Linked DNA regions of Homo sapiens: region 1 is linked to region 2. Evidence: read pairs that join two places in POLR2A ChIA-PET (ENCODE). Cell type or tissue: OCI-LY7. All regions are shown on one strand. Links, peaks and the distances in the headings refer to the core of each region. The heading gives the core; the rest is flanking DNA.

The links. Peaks named below come from ENCODE experiments on the same cell type or tissue, not always from the same donor. Only the 100,000 strongest peaks of a DNase experiment are listed, where the experiment ranks them.
Region 1: POLR2A ChIA-PET joins it to region 2 with 6 read pairs; 4 of 35 experiments call an interaction of 5 or more read pairs at or near these places.

What each region holds. Positions count from the first base shown.
Region 1 is chr6:132,266,865-132,276,852 of GRCh38, reverse strand. It overlaps the pseudogene EEF1A1P36. Among named protein-coding and RNA genes, the nearest start is that of MOXD1, 130 kb to the left of the region's middle. In OCI-LY7, for the core only: no CTCF peak of the experiment used is centred there; DNase peaks (open chromatin) are centred at 5,992, 6,982 and 7,982; H3K4me3 peaks cover 3,003 bases; H3K27ac peaks cover 4,115 bases.
Region 2 is chr6:132,519,399-132,529,386 of GRCh38, reverse strand. No RefSeq gene overlaps it. Among named protein-coding and RNA genes, the nearest start is that of STX7, 11 kb to the right of the region's middle. RefSeq lists an enhancer at 1,105-2,304. In OCI-LY7, for the core only: no CTCF peak of the experiment used is centred there; no DNase peak of the experiment used is centred there.

The sequences.
Region 1 (9,988 bases), core at 616-8,615, 250 kb after region 2:
TACTCAGTGAGGATTTAGACTCTGTTCCATCTGAGCATTAGATCCATGTTCTTGGGTCTCTGCTAGGATGCTCTCTTGTCTGGACACTGAAGCCCACAAGTCAGACACTACTGCACCATCTTCAACATTTCTTCTCCGACAGCATGAACCATTATGCCAATAAGAGTTCGGGGGAAATCCTAGAGGCTGAAAAGTTATTTGGATCAAGACACAATATCTTCAGGTGCTTTCTGTTCCAAACCAAATATCTCTCAAAGGTTTAATTCTTTAGCTAGTGTTTCCCACTGGTCACCAGAAAAGAGATCCCTGGCCAAATAAAGTTTGCAACATTGCAACAGTTCAGCAACATTAAAAAGACGGTGTTATTTGTTGTTTTTAATTTTAGGAATTTTCAGTATCATTAAATAGTGATAGCACTATAAACTGTAATACTACTTAATTGTAATACTACTACTTAATTCTAATACTACTTGTTAACATTTGTTGCACATATGTGATACAGCAGGCATTTTGCAAAACATTTAATATAGGGCACCTAATTTAGTGCTCACAAAAATAATAAGAGGAAGAAACTGTTATTAGCCCCCATGTTATGAATGAGAAAATGGAGGCAGAGAAGTTAAGTAGCTTGTCCAGGGGAAGAACTACCTGTGATCATTATAAATCTCCATATGGCCTGGTGTAAGCTTCAGTTCACAGTTCAAATTTCCCAAGCATATTTGAATTTTGAACCCTATTTGCTACAGTGAATCATGAGATTAGTTTCTTCAGGAGATACTTCGATAAATGCCACTGTTAACAAGTAATACTAATATCGAGAAGCACCCTGTTGCCAGCCCAGTACTGAATGCCTTGAATAGAATATTTAATTACTCCTGGGATAAGAGTATAATCTTTTTTAGGATGAAAAAACAAAGTCTCAAAGCAGGTAAGAGATTTGCCCAAGATTAGGAGGCAAGTGAGGAACAGCGCTCCCCAGGCTGTGCCTCTGAGCCCATGTCACTTTCTCTCCTGCCACATCGCTCTACCGGCAGCCATATTGTTGTGCTTTGGCCCAACTTCCTGCTTTCTAGGAAGCGGAATATTGATTTGAAGAGATCCAGAAAGAGACTAGAGCCCTGGAGAGGAAGGATCACAGAGCATGGGAATGTTTTGTCAGCAGAAGGCAAGACTCTCTGTGGGTCTGCATGGGACACAGGAGAGAGGCTGGTAATGGAGAGGGGAGGGCACCAGGGCCAGTCTTGACCAGACGGCAGGAAATCACCTCAGGCCAAAGGGATTGTGGGTGAGGGGAGGAGATCCAAAGTGAAAAGTTTGTGCTGGGGCTTGGAGTCAGCCTGGGGTAAGTGAGGAAATTCCTTAGAGGTCTAACATGACTTTAACAACCTCTCTGAGGAGACCAAATGCCATTCTTAGGGAGCCTGCAGGACCGCAACTGCTATCCCGTGGGGCAAACTTCCTGCCTGCCGGCCCCAGCTGCACCAGGCTGTGTGGGAGAGGGGGTGCCTCTGAACTGGTCTCAGAGGATCCGGCTCCTTCACTGCGTTCTCCCTGAAGAAAGCTTATTGGAAAGGAAGGCACCTTTGTCCTAGAAGGGCAATATTAGGAGGACCTATAGATAACAGACACAAACACTGGGAGGCTTTATTTCCGTGTTAGCTTTCCTAGGACTCAGGGTGCAAACACCAGATAGCTAGCGCCCGTAGAGGAAAAATTCACAAAAAGAACCTTTCTATTTGTGGTTCACACCTGGAATTACTGGAGTAAAAAGCTCTGTTCACTGAAATTTCCACTATTGGCTCATTACTAATGAGTTACACATTTAAGACACAACACGTATAAATCCTTCAAGATGCCAAAGACAACTTGCCCCAGGGATAGCAAGGAAAGCAGTGTGCTGAGGAAGGAACGGGGAGCTCTGCTGACGGTGTTACCTCCCTAGCCAGGACTTGAGGAACTTCAGTTAATTTTAGCACATTTGCTAGTAGGAAACACTGTGTGTCGGGGGCACCTCTCCTGTCCAGGCTGGAATGTGGCTCCGGAGAGGAGAGGAGACCCACTCATTTGGTCTGGCTGGCTGGTGAAGAAAAGGAACAGAATGTGCTTCTTCTGCAGCCGCTTGGACCCTCCTGCCACGGCACTAACTGTTCAGGGTCTTTTCCAGTACTATTAATATTCTGGAAAATTCCCTGGCTTATAAAATTGGAGAGGTAAAAACTTTTTCCTTTTCTTACAGAACTATGGAAGAGCAGGAGTAAATCACGTCATGACCACGTTTCTCAAACTGGGCATTACAAACCCTCACAGTGATTGTGGTAGAATAGAGACCACCATTATAAAACAGTGAGAGGGACTTTGGACAACTGAACTGACTTCCTTCAGCTGTATAACCAGTTCAAGAGATAGGTTTTCCTAGCTGGCTGGAGCTCCACAGCTGAGTCTAATCTATACTCTTCAGGAGAAATTAGTTCTTTAATTAGCGATGTCTGCTATGGGTGTTGGTGCCAATGGTGTGATGGCAATCATGTTATTTAGCAAACTTAATTTTAAACCATCCTGTTGAAAAGAAGCCTTTCCTAATGCTTAGGAAGACTTTGAGGTCACCCCAAATTTGTAAGGAGAAACATAAACAGAACAGGACAAAGATTAAGAGATTTTGAAATTTACTCCCATATGATGTATTAAGAGGAAAACAGAGTACTGAAAAAGCTTTTTAGGAAGTGATGCCATATAAATTTTATTCAAAAGCATTTACATGAACATATTTTAATTGCAGATGGATGTACAATGGCCATTATATGTATTATAGTTGACAGATTTTTCAAAACAAAAATATTTTTATTGGTAGTATTCCATCTATAATATTAGATTCACTACTGAATATGATGTAAACTTCTTCAGTGATGTAGTTACTTATCATCAGCTGGTGACAAAATGTTACATTCTAAGTTGATTATTCTGCTCTACCTTTTTTGTCTCATTAAACTTTGTTTTAATAGGTCTCAAAATTCTGTGATAGATTTTTAGTCAAGGTGTTTCCGTTAAAAAGTAATGATTTTAAGAACTAATAAAATTGCCACATGAAAACAAAAACAAAATGGTCTACAAAACATTCTTTCCTTCTGAGGTTTTATGATGCATTGTTTATTAACCAGTCTTTTACTGTTAAACTTAAGTGGCTAATTGAAACAAACAGTTCTGAGATGGTTCTTCCACCATTGATTAAGACTAGGGTGCTGACGTGAGAGGATCACTTGAGCTCAGGAGTTTGAGACCATCCTGGGCAACACAGCAAGACCTCATCTCTACCAAAAAAAAAAAAAAATTAGCTTGGTGTGATGGCACAGGTTTGTGGTCCCAGCTGTTTGGGAGGCTGAGATGGGAGGATCGCCTGAGCCCAGGAGGTTGAGGCTGCAGTGAGCCGTGATGGTGCCACTGCACTCCAGCCTCGGTGACAGAGCAAGACGCCATCTCAAAAAAAAAAAAAAAAGACTAGGGTGAAAAGTATTAGAGATACTGTTCATTTAGCCTTCTGAACTTCCCAGGCAGACTCAGTGACTTTGCCAGCTCCAGCAGCCACTGCTCTAATGACACTTCAGCAGCTGTCTATCTCATATCATGAACAGCAAAATGACCTGGAGGAGCATAGTCAGAGAAGCTCTCAACACACCTAGGCTTGATAGGAACCATATCAACGATAGTTTTCACCCAATTTCGAGAATTTAAGAACCATCTTCCAGTTTCTTACAAGAACATCAGTCAACCTTTTCCTTCAGCTCAGCAAACTTGCAAGCAATGTGCGCCGTGTGACAATCCAGTACAGGGGCATACACAGCCAGCGTGATTCACCCTGGAGGATGCAGGATAATCACCGGAGCAGTGAAGCCTGCTGCTTCCACAGGTGGGTGGTTTTGCTTTCATCAGTGATGTTGCCACGACGAACAGCTTTGCCAGACACATTCTTGACATTAAAGCCCACATTGTCTCCAGGAGGAGCCCACTCAAAGCTTCATGGTGCATTTTAACGGACATTACTTCAGTTGTGATGTTGACTGGAGCAGAGTGTTTACGCTACTGGTTTGAGAACACCAGTGTCCACTTGGCCCACAGGGATAGTGCCAATATCCCAAATTTTGTAGACATCCTGGAGGGGCAGACGCAAGGGCTTGTCAATTGGATGAGTTGGTGGTAGGAAGGAGTCCAGAGCTTCAAGCAGCATGGTTCCATAGGCATTGCCATCTTTACCCTAAACTTTCTATCCCTTAAACCAAGGCCTGTGATCACATGGCTCCAGCATGTTGCTACCATCCCAACCAGAAATTGGCACAAATGCCTCAGTGTAAGGGCTGTGGCCCATTTTCTTAATGTAAGTGCTGACTTCCTTAGCAATTTCTTCATGTCTCTTCTGCTATAGGGTGGCTCAGTGAAATCCATTTTGTAAACAACAACAATTACTTGTTACACATCTGGCATGCAAGCCAGAAGGGTGTGCTCAGGGGTCTGCCCATTCTCAGAGATACCAACTTCAAATTCACCAATGTCAACAGCGACAATCAAGGCAGCGCATTCTACCTGGGATGTGCCTGTAATAATGTTTTTGATAAAGTCTTGTGATGGTCACATAGCACTTGCTGGTCTCAAATTTCCACAGAGAAGTATCAATTGTGACACCACGTTCACACTCAGCTTTCTGCTTATACAAGGCCCAGGCATACTTGAAGGAGCCCTTTCCCATCTCAGCAGACTTCTTATCACATTTTGCAGAGGGTCTCTTGTCAGTCCCACCACATGTTTAGATCAGTAGGGGTGGACTTGCCCAAATCTACCAGCCCAATGATGACAATATTGATGTGAGTCTTTTCCTTTCCCATTTTGGCTTTTAGGGGTGGATTTCACAACATCTGTGTTCCTGTAGCCAAGGAAAAGCTTAACATTGCTTTGGAAAGCAGCGTCTTTTCTGACCTATTTTACTTGTACTTGAAATTTATCTTTTAGAAAAAAATGACTTACATCTAATATTCTGATATAGTATGATTTTTAAAATAGCTTTATTGAGATATAATTCATATATCATATGATTCACCAATTAAATGTGCAATCTAATACTTTTGGTATGAAAAAATATACATTTTTGAAAGCCAATACATCAGGGTTTTTTTTAACCTTAAAACAACATGTGCTATAAAACAAAACAACTTCCTCTTCCCACCTCCTCTTTTCTATTCCAAGAAGAAACAAAGAAACAAAATATGTTTTCTGCAGGAAGGTGTGTGTGTGTGAGACTGTGCATGCATGTGTGTGTCCTCATTAGAGGAAAAACAGAAACTGTCCATTTCTATCAACTATTCAGAAACAAAAAAGGATAAGCTTCACAAGCAGGAGCTTGGAGAAATAAGGAGCAATATTATTCTAGAAACCATCTTTTCTGTTTGTTTTTCAAGATCTGGAGAGGTCCTGCATTTGCTGCCTGACATCCCACTCCACATGGTCTTCCAGAAGGAGCCACAAAAGGTAGGAAGTTGGAAGCCAGCCTTGAAAAGGGAAAGGAAAGGACCCAGCAAGGAAGGAAAACTAGTGGCCAGTGATCAGCTGTGTTTACCCACACTGAGCTTATAAATACAACCTAGGCAATACCTCGTGATTTGGGTGAATTGCCAGGTGCACTTGGATAAAGAGAAAACTCAGGAACACAGGAATAAGAAAGGCCAATGTTTGCTCTTAATATCTGGCTGTTAAAGCAATTTACGCAAATCACACTGGGCTGAGTAAGAAGAGACCAACCAGCTGAGCAACAGCATAGGAGGGAAATTGTCTCAAGACATGGAAGGAGTTTTCACATCCTGTTAAACTTGAGGCTAGTGTTATTTTTTGCAGTAAAGCTATGGAAAATACTGGAAGGTTTGGGCAGGGAGTCTGAAAACAAAAATCATGCTGCTTGTAATTGTATGTCTGCCTCTTTGCCAGCTGATGTAGACGAGAAACCGCCCAGCTGTAGATCATTTCCTCTTGCTTGAATACCCATTTGCAATGATTGATTTTAAAGGTCACAGGAGTGCTTGCCAGCACATTTTTATATAAGGAGTCCAGCCTTCTGTTTTGACATTAGTCAGATGCATATGTGGCACCTGAGGAACAAGGAGGAGACAAAGGATCAGGTTCCCTTTTGGATCCATCACTGTCAAGATGGAAACTCTTGCATGTCTGAGTGCCTTATTTTGGCCCAGACACCCCCAAACTGATGGGGAAAAAAAAAACACCTCTGTAATATTTTTATACCGTAGTCTCAAAATTTTACCCTTTAAATTTTTTCACTCTTCTAAAACTTTTCCTTTTTCTTCCTTCCCTTTCCTGTATCCTTCCCTAAATATTTTCTACATCCTTACTATGCATGTCACGTCCTATGCAGCTACTGGGTATGTATGTAGGAATACCAAATAGTTTTGCATCAGGATGTTTACAAATCTAGTGAAGTTTTGAAAACAAATAATAGCAACACGATCCACCAAGAGACTCACGTACAAGGTACCATGTGTCCAGATTAACAACCTACAAAACATTAAAAGTCCCCACTAATTACTAATTTAATGAAATTATTTCTGCTATCTATCTATAGCTATCTATTGCTATATCTATCTGATTAATAAGTTATGGAAGCTTTTTCTTTTTAGCTTTTCTTTCTTTATAAAAAGTTCACTTATTCTTAGAAGGCTTCCTTGACTGATTTCAACCAACATTTATTAAATGCTTATTAGGGGCCAGCCAGGCAGAGTACTAGGATTCGAGGGTTACAAAAATGCATAGAAAAGCTCCTAACTAAAAATAGCTTATAGTCTTAACAGGTGAGACAGATTCTCAAAGCAATACTATAATGCAGGTAAGTAAGTTCTGCAAGTTATGTGTGAAGTACTTACTATGAGAGCACTGAGCCAAAAGAGATGGCTTTTCTCTGATGGACTTCCTGAGAGATGAGCGGATCAGATGAAGTCACAAAGAGGGGAAGACATTTGAGCTAATGCTTGAGAATCATTAAGAGTTCACCAGACCATCTGGTGGCACTGTGTTTATTTCAGACTTTTACCAAAGTTTAGGTGCAACCCAGTGGGTTTTTACAGCTACAGAATGCAAACATTTCAAAATTGATTATTGCCCATCCTTGTTCTTGGGTCTCTTCATTGCCCTGGTAAGTCCGGTCACGTTAATCAGTCCCTGCGCCTTTATCGAGGCCTTTCCTAGCTTACCCATCTCCTCCATTTATCTAACCCATGACCTAATGGTGTCTTGCAAGTTACCTTTCCACCATCCACTCACTTCTGAGCCTACGTTTCATCTCCAAAAGACCTGTTAATTTGTTCTTTCTCAAAAAAGAATCACCTGCTCTGGGTCTTATCCTATAGCAGAGGCTTTGTAATTTCAGCCTTTCCTTTTCTCCAACAGCTTCTATGACTGGAAGGGAATGGAATAAAGATTTTTTATTCCACTACTAATTATTCAAATACCTATTCCATCCCTAGGCAGTAGAAGTCACCATGGTCAGCTTTCATTTGTAATAATTTTCATCCCTGTGAATAACACTTGACTCCTGACCTCAAAGAGGTCAGGTATTTCTAGGTACTTTATACTAGCATTGCTTGTTCTTACTTATTTATAACTCGTCACATCCCTACAATAAAACATAAATGCAGTGACTGCATACTGTTAATTGGCCAGATTATCTCATGCCAATTTCTCTTACTATTAGATACCAGTTAGTTATAAATGCTGCTGAGCACCTTAATTTTTTAATGAAAAAGCTTTTAAAATAGTAATTGAGTGTTTTGAGCTACCATTTTCTTTTTTCTTTCTTTGTTTCTTCTTTCTTTTTTCTTTCTTTTTTTTTTTGAAACAGAGTCTCACTCCGTCACCCCAGCTGGAGTGCAGGAGTGCAGTGGTGCAGTCTCAGCTCACTGCAACCTCTGCCTCCCAAGTTCAAGCAATTCTCAAGCCTCAGCCTCCAGAGCACCTGGGATTACAGGTGCATACCACCATGCTTGACTAATTTTTATATTTTTGGTAGAGACAGGGTTTCACCTTGTTGGCCAGGCTGGTCTCGAATTCCTGACCTCAAGTGATCTGCCCACCTCGGCTTCCCAAAGTGCCCGGATTACAGGTGTGAGCCACAACGCCCAGCCTGAGCTACTATTTTTTAGGCGATCAAGCCCAGTCTCAACTGCAAGAGACTGAAAATGTGGAACTAATTACAAAACAAAGTAAGTTAATTAAGTAGGGACATAAACATTTAAATGGGATTGGGGTCTATGTTTGACGGTTTGCAACTGGTCAAGTTATATAGTTATAGCAACAAATTCTGCTGTTGCCTTTGTGGTTTAGAATGACTGGACTAAAAATACCCAATTGTTTTTAAGTTCTAAAAAGCAGGCCAAATCCCACTTTAGGGACTCTGTGTTTTCTGACGTTTTCTAAATTTTCTCTTTGAAGGTAGAGAAAATATTGCTTTCTGAGAAAAGGTATGTTCTTGGAACAACTGCATAAAGCTAAAAATAGTGGGAATTGAACATAAGAATGCTCACAGAGAAGTGAGCCAAGCTGTAGATTCTGGTTGTTATATTTGACTAAGAAAGTCTCCAAAAAAGGAAGAAAACAAAATCCTAATAGGTTATATTAAAAATCCAATTGATGTTATTTGAAAAGCAGCTGTCTTTTACGGGGTAAGATTTACTCCCTTTAAAACAATCCATTTTGTTTCATTTATTTTTCTGAGAACTCAGTATGATTCAATTGGCTTAAGATATTACACATTATTGGCTGGATAACTAAATTTAGTTTTGTAGTCATAAAATAGAAATCATAACATTCTACTACAAAGTATAGATTAGCTTCCTTCATGGTTTTTAAAAACGTCTGGTTTCTTTTTAGTTTATAAATGTAAAGCATTGAGGTTTCAAAGAGGAAGTGAAAACTGCCAACTGAAAATGGCTAGTGATCCATCTAAACCCAATGCAATGGCCTTTGGAACATACTATTTGGATATTAAAGAGAGAATAACATTTTTATATATCTGTTGGGAAACAACATCTCTACAACCATATGTTTTAATGATGAGCCTGGAGAGATATTATTTTTTAAAAATTCTTCATTTAAGCCCCCATATCCTTTAATTTTAATTTTTATAGTAAATGACACTATAACAACACTCTGGCTTTTTTTTTTTTGAGACAGTCTTGCTCTGTCGCCCAGGCTGGAGTGCAGTGGTGCAATCTCAGCTCACCGTAACCTTCGCCTCCCAGGTCCAAGTGATTCTCCTGCCTCAGCTTCCTTAGTAGCCGGGATTACAGGTGCACATTACCACACCTGGCTAATTTTTTTTATTTTTAGTAGAGTTGGGGTTTCACCAACATGTTGGCCAGGCTGGTTTCAAACTCCTGACCTCAAGTGATCTACCCTCCTTGGCCTCCCAAAGTGCAGGGATTACAGGTATGAGCCACTGTGCCCTGCCCAACACTCTAGCTTTGAGTGTCTAAATTAGTCTTCAGGCTAATTCACTGGAGGTCATTCATCTTTGTACAGTAGTAATAGAATTGGCAGTTCTCTTAGCTTTCTTTGTTGATAGCTTCTGAGCTCAGAAATAAATTTTCTTTGCTATGGTAAGAAATAGATTGTGAGAGTCCATAGAAATGAGGCATGATATTTGGCTCAGAAATTCAAAATATGTTGCACGTTCTTTTGTGGATTGACCTTTCATTTATATAATGGACTGAGGGATTTTCAGTAATTCCACAAAATTATTATTCATGCTCTTAATCCTGCCCCCATTCTAACACCTGACCATGATTTTGGGGTCACCTTATTTTTTGAGAACATACAATGCTTAAATTTTGGGTGAGGCTTCAAAGTTAGTACTAAATATATCATCAGACAATACTGCCACACCGGTAAAAAAGCCATGTGAGAAATGCATCAGCTATAAGAGATTGATAATGTACTTTCAAAC
Region 2 (9,988 bases), core at 1,043-9,042:
AACAATCTGTCTCTTTTCTTTTCCTTCTTTTTCCTGTGGTTTATTCAAAAGGCAAACAAAAATCTTTCATTTGTCTTTAATATTCTATGAAAGTCTTACTCAAGAGAGAAAGCCAAATTTCACCCATGCATTAGTGTACTATTAATGTCAACCCCAATTTTTAATAACATCTTATAGACAAATCTATCCTATTTTAATCAGTTTGACCATAAGGTGAGATTTTCATAAACCTTTAATAACCCTTTACAAATTTTTGTTGAAGAGATCAGTGCTCTAAGAGAACCTTGTTGTGCTTTTATTCCAATGTTCAGTTTATGGAAAACCTGTATAATACCCCTTTAAATTTAGCCAATATGTTCACACACAGAATTTCTTTTACAAGATTAATTTTTCACAAACCTTCCACAACTTGCTCAAACCTTCAGCTTTATCCTTTCTAAATTAAAACAGTCCATTAGCCCTTTAATCTAGGCAAACAAAAAACGAACAACAAAAAGAAAACACACACATTCCCATGTTTTCTTATGATCTTTTATCAAAAGCACATTTCACCTTACTCACACAGCTTGCATGTAAAACTGTTTTTTCAGTAGTCTTATTTACATGTTACAATGTTAACTCTTAGTGATTTTTATTTTTGGTGAAAAACCTACTAAGTGGATTTTAATTATGTACTAGGTGTGAAGCCTAGGGCCCAGACAGATAAAGTCTGACTTTTTTTTTAGCATAGCCAGGGGCTTGAGTAACTCCACGTCTCCAGACCTTACCTGGAATCTAATGGCTCCAAAGCAGTTACGTTGAACAATTTTCAAAAGTTAAAGAAGCAGTTTATTACCTTAAAGAATTTAGCAAACCTAATGTCTGACCTGCCTAATTTAGACCAACTATCTTTATTTTACCAATAGTATTTAAAACTCTTTATTTCCCAAAGCTTACTACAGTCACGTAAAGTGAAAGGCATTACCGTTTTTATTTTTCTGAAAAAAAAATTGATTTAAGTGCTTATTATTATTAAGCCAATTAATCAGAGCTCTTTTATTTATAAATGTCACACACACAACACATATAAACACCCAGAAAAACAGGAGGATCCAGTATTGATAAGACTTTTCATTTGCCAGTTTTCAAGTTTCTTAATTGTATTACTGGCTTCAGAGTGGAATCCTTGGAAAAACAGGGCTAGGAAGACATCAGTTTCTAGGGCCTAATTAGCAGGCACATCCTGAGGGCAAAAGAGATTCCCAAAATTAAGGGTCTTATTTTTATACCAGATCCTGGATCCGTCCCCCTACCCAAAAAAGAGGGAATCAACTGATCTCCCATGGGAGTCATAAAAAGAGGGAATCAATCGATCTCCCATGGGAGTCATAAAAAGAGTGACTCAACCGATCTTTCATGGGAGTCATAAAAAGAGTGACTCAACCGATCTCCCATGGGAGTCATAAAAAGAGGAAATCAGCCGATCTCCCATGGGAGTCATCTCTCAGTGGGGGCAGGGGGATGGGGACATTTCCATACCTTCTAGGTGGCCAAGAGCACGCTTCTCTGATCCAAATGTGCAAAGAGCCATGTATTCCCCCATAACTGACATTAGCTATCCCCAAAAGTATATTTAGCCTTAATTCTTGAGGTTTCATGGGGAAAACAAAGGTTTTTCCCAAAACAGGGTCTGTGGCACCTCCTGTTTTTCCCAAGGAGTCCCAGGCTTTCCGAAGTTCCTCTCATGTGTGCATCAAGAGTGGCAAGGAGACAAATGAAGAAAAACAATTCAAATGGCTGAAAAGAAAAAAAAATGTTTTCCTGAAAAAAACGAGATCCAAGAATAGAAAAAGCCATGAAGGCCTTTCAAATACACCTATAGCTTGAATATCTATTTTAATTAAGCTGACTTTTAACCAAATATCTTATTGCTAGACTCTAGCCAGAACAAACAAAAATTATTTCTGGCTTTTGAACTTACCAAAGGTACCTCCCAAGTCCTCAGAGAAAGGAAAATTCAAGATGGGAAGTCAGAAGTTGTTCATAAAGGGGAAGAGAATCAATAAATGGCAAAAGTCACAGAGATATCGAACGAGAAAGGGCTCATCCCCTAAGCCAGGAATTGAGCCCTGGCCACCACTGTGAAAAGATAAAGCCTTAGCCACCAAGCTAAGCATTGGGCAGTTTCCATCGCTCTTCCCAGAAGGAGCTGAAAGCAGTCACTTTTGAGCTTGCAATAGCTTTTAACTGATTAAGATAATTTTTAGAGCTAACTATGATATGAACCCCAAAATTCCTGTTTTCCTGGATGGCAGAGACCAAGAGAAACTACCACCATGTGGTTATAGGGTGAAGCTCCCAAGGACATAAAACAAGATAGGAGGGAAATCTCAACTAGCTTTTTTTGTTTCAGGCACCTGCAGCAAAGCATGTACCTGACCAGTTTGCCGGGCTGGCTTGAACAGTGAGTTTATGGGGGTCCTAGGCCCACATTCTATCCTAAGGACCTCTTTTTATGACAGAACAACACAGAAAGACAAATTCTTAGCACAAAGCAAACCAGATTCACTACAGCTTAAGATTACTCTCATGAATCTTTTTTCTTATTAATTAAAATTTTGCAGAGGAGACAGTGATTTTTACCATTCCTACAACTGGTTTGCAAAGAGACAGAGAGGCCAGAAGTCTGGCTGGTAAGAAATCCTTACCATTTTTGCTGGCATGCCACGTTTCTGGGTTCCCTTTCCTTGAGTCATCCTAGTGACCCTGCTGGCTGCACCATAGCCCTGGGGGCCAAGCTGCAACACAAAGGAAAATCATCTTTTTTGGTTTCATGGACCCACAGGCAGAAGCCTCTCAATTTTGTAAGATGCCACCTGAGGTATTGCATGGGGGAATCGAATTAATATTTTCCATTCTGGCCAGGGTAAAATACATGTGGCAAAACATAGACGTTAGCCACTCTGCCTAGCACTGAATATCACACTGGCAAGGTTCAAACTTGCCCCCTGTTGGGCCCTGTCTGTCATCTTTGATCCACTCAGAGTCAGGTGGAATGATTTTCTGACCTGGAGTTTCAACATGTGGTCTCTGGAAATGATGAAAGAGCAGACAGTTGCCCTAAGTAACAAAAAAGATAGAAAAGAGAAAGGAGAGAAAGGGAGAAAAACACTGCCTGCGGCAGGGTGGGGAAGGCAAGGAGCTGAGGGGAAGCCAGAGAAATACCCACCCATTGCAGCGTCGCTGAATCAAAAGTTCAGGCAGCCACTCATCAGTCACAAAGGGATCTTTTCTTCCAGTCCCATGAGCTCTCAAGTTTCCCCTCTGGGGAGGGAAAAGTTCCCATATCCCATGGTCCTGTCCTTGCCTAATCCGGTCACCCATTGTCATTAACAAAAAGGGCAAGGCAGATTAATCCAGAGAGAATAGTCATTAACACCCTATAGTGCCAAATCCACTTTTAACAAAGAGGGATTTTACTGAGGGGAGAGCCTCTAACCCCCTACATCTTACCAGGGACTCTGACTTTCCTAAGTTGGGCCTTGAACCCAAACCCATACAGGTTTCCAGGCAAAATGTACCCCACTACTTACCCGAAGTCAGCCAATTGGTGCTGCAGTCTATATCCTTTGGATTGACATAGTAACTAAGCCAAAAGGTTAGTAGATTTGAGTTTTTAAAAAATCAGTTGCTTAACCTTTTTATTTGGCTTTTGTAAAGTCTTTAAATAAAAAATTGAGCTTTTATTAGAAGCTTCTGCATATCAACAGGCATCTATAGATGAGACTAATTTGGGAGCCCACATTTTCAAATGCACTTCAGTGCAGTGTTATTTGGAACGTTCTACTGTAAGTTATCTTTAGTAAGATTTTGCCATTTCTGTAAGACTCTGCTTCTTCCGGGGCCTAATGTGTAAGCTGGAAGGAATTCAGTTCTTCAGAAATTAAAGATCCCATTTTTACCTGAAATATTGGGCTTTCTCAGGTTCCCTTGACCAACTTAGCCACTCATTTCTTTTCCTATTTAAGCGCACAAGAAAAATGAAACAAAGGGGTAGAACACAAAAATCCCTGCAAATTTCCAAAAGCCAAATTTTACACCCCCTGCAATTATGCCATTTACTACCAGTTTCTTTCTGACTGAGTCAGATGTGAGAGACCTCTAACTGGATCCAAGCCAGTTAATTACGGGATCCATTCTGATCTTGGACCCAGTCCAGTGTCTGTCGCGACTTCCAAATCCAGCTTGGATCAGAAATTTGCTCAAAGAAACTCAGAGTGTTCAAAACACAAATCTGTGGAGCCTCAGAATCCGAGCGAGAACTTAACCATATTCTCTAGCTGCTCTGAGAGAGCAACAGACACAATGGGTCCAGCGGGTACCTCCCTTGGTCACGCAGTGCTCATGGGGGTCGTTAGAAGCTCTACTTTAGATCCAATTTCTGATGCCATCTGATAAAAGAAAAACTTCAGCCAAATTAAATTTAAAGGAATTTGATTGAGCCAAGAAGATTCATGAACTGGGCAGCCTCCCAAACTAGAGTAAATTCTGAGACTCCAGTGCAGCCACATAGAGGAAGAAGATTTATGGACAGAAAAAAGGAAAGTGACATACAGAAGATAGGAGTAAGCACAAAAACAGCTGGATTGGTGACAGCCCCGCATTTGCCTTAACTGAACACGGTTCAAACAGTTGGCTACATTTGGCCAAAACTCAGTGATTGGTACAAGTGTAGGCTATGATCTGTACCTCCACTTGTTTGTAGTTCACGATGTACGGAGAAACCTTTAGGCTGAACTTAAAATACATAAGGAGGCAGCTTTAGGCTAAACTTGTTGTAACACTTTGCTCTTGCTACTGTAGGATTACTGTAAAACCTTAGTAAGTAAAGTTTTGCCTTAGGCTCTATTTTTCAAGACACTTGGACTAAGACTTCTGTGAATTGTCTATTATGAGCTTTTACTAAGTTTTCTAGTGTGGTGTCTTGGTTTGGTTTCTCTAGAAGCAGAAACTTGGGCTCAGAATGGAGAATTTGGAAAGAATTCTCACAGGAGAAGGGCAGTAAGAGAAGTTGGTTCCACAGCATGTTCTGAGAAAGACTGTGGTCTTGGCTGGAGACTTTTGGTTGGATCCCACAGGGAAGCTCTGGAGCACAAGTTGCACCACAGAATTAATTCCAACGTAAGTCCAGGGACTGATGTCAATTTGTCATTGGTTGAGGTTGGGGGGAGTCAGCGCATATTGACTCTGGGTGGGGCAGCTCCCTTGGGCCAAGGGCAATTTTCTAGAGTAGAAGGTAGCTGTGATTGGTGCTTAGCTGATTACTCACAGCAACTATGGATTGGTTACTGAGGCAGTCAAAGAGAACCTGGCTGAGGTGTCAATAACATCTACCACAGGAGGTTTGTCTATCTTATACTTTATAACAGGATGTAAAACATTTGTATTAGAGCTTGCAGGCATTTTCTCTTCATTTGTCATTCTCTTTCACTTTGTTTATGATTTTAATAAGACATTGTAAATGTTTGTGCCATAAATACAAATCATCTTCTTTAAGGTTCTTGCTTTTCTTGCCCTTTTCACTCAAAGTAGAAAAACAATTATTTGGATAGAAGGAATATGATACAGGTCATAGACCTGGCTCTACACAAAGAACTGAAGAGATTTAGAAATGGAATATGTAAAGGTAAAATAAAATTTTTTTCTCTTATTTTAAGTTACTCTAAAAGATGAATGACTTTGAGAGTATAACAATACTCTACATACATACAAAACCATACAATATTGTTTTCTGTATAACAATAGCAGAAGAAATGAGAAGAAGGATTTGGGAATATACTGTTATAATGTCCTTGCAAATACCTCATTTGAAAGTAGATTTAGGTTAATTTTTTAAAGAGGTAAAAATAATTTTTAGGAGGAATACACATAATAAGTCAATAGAGAAGATAAAATAGAATCATTTAAAAATTCCTGATAAAACCCAGGAAAGAAAGAAAAAGAGGAAAAATAAAAATAGAACAGACAACAGCTAGAGAGATGGTAGATTTTAATTCAAATTGTCAATAACCTTAAATTTAAATGATCTATACATACTAGTTGAAAGACAAAGAATTTAAAACAGAATAAAAAAACAAGACACAACTCTGCTGTCTACAAAATACTCACTTGTAATGTAAAGGCATGGATAGGACAAACATAAAAAGATGAAGATAGATCATATCAAACTGAATCAAATGAAATCTGAAGTAGCTACAATAACTTCAAACAAAATAGATGTCAAGATAAGGATTATTATTAGAGATAAAGAGGGGTACTATATAATAATAAAGGGGTCAATTCATCAGGAAGACATAACAATCCTAAAAGTGTTTACATATAACAACAGAACTTCAAAACACATAGGGAAAATCCTGAAAGATATGAAAGAAAAAGTAGAGAAATTTACAGTTCTAGTTGGAGACTTCAACCCTCCTCTCTTAGTAATTGATGAAATAAGTAGGGAGAATATCAGCAAAATCCCCCAAACACTACCAACTAACTTGAACTAATTTACACTTATAAAATATTCCACCCAACAGCAATATTACTCTTTCTTTTGTAGTGTACATGAAATACTCATTGATCATATTCTGGGCCAGCAAACAAAACTTAACAAATTTAAAAGAATATAAATCATACAAAGTATGTTTTCTGACCATAAAAATATACCAAATATTAATAAAATAAAATTATCTTAAACACCTCAAATATTTGGAAAATTAAACAATACATTTCTAAAAATCACCATGGGTCAAGAGGGTGTCTTAAGGGTTATTTAAAAAATAGTTTGAATGAAATGAAAGTAAAAATTCCAACATATCAAAATGTGTGTGACGCAGCTAAATCAGTACTTAAATGAAAATATATAGCAGTAAATGCTTACATAAGAAAAGAAGAAAGATCTCAAGTCAGTAACTTAAGCTTCCAGCTTAAGAAACAAGAGAAAAAAGGAGCAAATTAAACTTAAAGCAAGTAGAAGGAAGGAAATAAATATTAGGACAAAACTAAGTAAAATTGAAAACCAAAAAATAATAGAAAAAAAATCAATGGAACCAAAAGTTTAAAAAAATCGATAGTATTAATAAACCTGTTTCCAGGCTAAGAGATAAAAAGAGAGAAGATGCAAATTACAGTATCAGAAATAGAAGAAAGAATATTACTACTGATCCTGACACATCAAAGAGAGAATGGGGAATGCTACAAACAACCCTGTACATATAAATTCAACAACTTAGATGAAATGGACAAACCTCTTAAAAGAAACAAACTACCAAAACTCACTCAAGAAGAGATAGATCAACTGAATGGTCCTATATGTAATGAATGTGCTGTATAGTTAAAAGTCTTTAAAAACATATAAAGTAAGGCCCATATGGTTTCACTGGTGAATCCTCCTGATATTTAAGGACAAAATAAAGCCAATCCTACAAAATCTTTTTCAGAAAATAGAAAAGGAGGGGACACATTCCATTTATATGAGATCAGCATTGTCATGATGCTGAAACCAGGCAAAAACATTATAAGAAAAAGACAAGCAAAAACTCCAGACAATAGCCCTCAAAAATACAAATACAAGCATTATCAACAATATATTAGCAAATAAAATCCAGCAATATATAATAAGAATAATATATCACCACCAAGTGGGATTAATCCTAGCAACGCAAGGCTGGCTCAATATTTGAAAATCAATAACTATCTATTCACCACATTAACAGACTAAAAAGTAAAAGTATGTCATCAATAGGTGGAGAAAAAGCATTTGACAAAACTTAACATTAATTAATGATTAAAATTCTCAGCAAACTAGAAGTAGGAGAAAACATCCTTAACCTAGGAAAGGAAATCTTAAAAAACCTACAGCAAACTTCATGCTGTTCATCCTGCTTAGTGGTGAGAAACTGAATGCTTTCCTCCTAAGCAGAAACCCAGCACAAATGTCCTCTCTCGTTAGTACCATTCAGTGTCATAATGGAAGTTCTAATTAGTTTGACAGAGCAAGAAAAACAAATAAAATGCATACAGAATAAGAAAAAAATAAAACTATATTCACAGATTATATTTTTTGTGGGGAAAATAGTGATTTTATTTTAAATGCCAATCTGCCACGTAACTTCTGACTAACCCCAAGTCCAGGAATGCCGCCAAAATGTCTTGCTGATGTATTACTTTTTATTTAGAAATACCTATTTATTGTAAGTTTTCCTCCAAAACCTCCCTTGATGCTGTTACAGAAATCTTAGGCCCTGATGCTCATAGCCACCTGCACATTCCTTCCAGAGTACATATACTTTTCCCTCAAGATACATGCCCTGGGTCTCAGGGTTTGCAGTGCAGAGAACTATGTGTCTTGTGGCCACCCAAGACCATGCTGCTGTCTGTAAGTTCCCTCTAATAAGTCACCCAATACCAATGAACTAGATTTGTCTGCCTCCTTCTTTGGTTTCTTGGCTTCTTTGGCATTTGGGGGTCACTTTTTATATATACCCTTTCACAGAACAACCGTCTATGTAGAAAGTTCCAAATAATACACAAGCTCATAAAACTAATACATTCCTTTAGTAAGGTCACAGAATACATGGATGATACACAAAAACCAATAATATTTCCATATTTCAGCAATGAAGAAGTAAAAATTAAAATTTAAAAATACATTATAATAGTACCCAAACAAATGAATAAATTATGTATGACTCACAAAATATGTGCAGAATCTGTATATTGTAAGTTACAAAACACTGATGAAAAACAATATAAGAAAATCCAAATAGATGTGGAGATATACTATGTTTATGAATTGAAAATCTCAATATTAAGATGTCAGTTCTTCCCAATGTGTTCTGTAAAGTCAAAACAATCCCAATCAAATTCCAGCATGATTTTGTAGATATTGACTAGCTGCTTCTAAAATTTCTACAGAAAAGCCAAGAAACTGAAATAATCAAACAATTCCGGAAAACAAAAAAGTCAGAGGACTCATATTATCCAATTTCAAAACTTACTCTAGAGCTTCAGTAATCAAGACAGCATGATGTCGGAGAAAATATATGCATAGATTAATAGAAGAGAATATGAAAAATAGAGAGAGGTTCACAGAAACATAGTCAACTGAGTTTTGGCAAAAATGCAAAGGCAATTCAATGGAGAAAAGATAGACTTTTCAACAAAGGTACTGAAATAATTGGACATTCATATGCAAAAAAACAAATGAAATGAACCTTAACAGATACCTGATACATTCTACAAAAATTAACTCAAAATGAATTGTAAACCTGTATGTGAAATGTAAAACCATAAACCTTTGAGAATAAAATATAGGAAAAATTTGTATAACTTTGGGTTTGGTGATGAGCTTTTAAATTAATCACTAAAGGCATAATTTATAAAACAAAAATATGGCAACCTAAAATTTATCAAAATTAAAGACTTATTTCTCCATGAAAGACACCATTAAGAGAATGAGCTGGGTGTGGTGGCATGTGCATATAGTTCTAGCTACTTGGGAGGCTGAGAAGAAAGGATTGCTTGAGCCCAGAAGTTTAAAAAGTTGTATGTCCAACAATCAGGCCTATGTATAGCCCCTGCATTCTAGTCTGGGCAACATAGCCAGATCCCAGATCTTTTCTGAAAGAAAATTTAAAAAATTTTAAAAGAAGAGAATGAGAAGATAAGCTACAGAGCTACAGACTAGGAGAAAATACATGTAAATGATATATTTGATAAAGTACCAGAATACAAAAATAATTCTTAAAACTCAACAGTGGGAAGACAACCCAATAAAAAGCAGGCAAAAGATTTGAATTAACATTTCACTAAAGAAGACAGATGGATTTCAAATAAGCATACATAAAATCACAATGACATGCCACTACACACCCATGAGAATGAAAAAAAAATGTTTTTCAATTCAACAATATCAAAAAGTGACAAAGAAGTAGAGTAACAGAAATCCTCAATCATTGCTGAT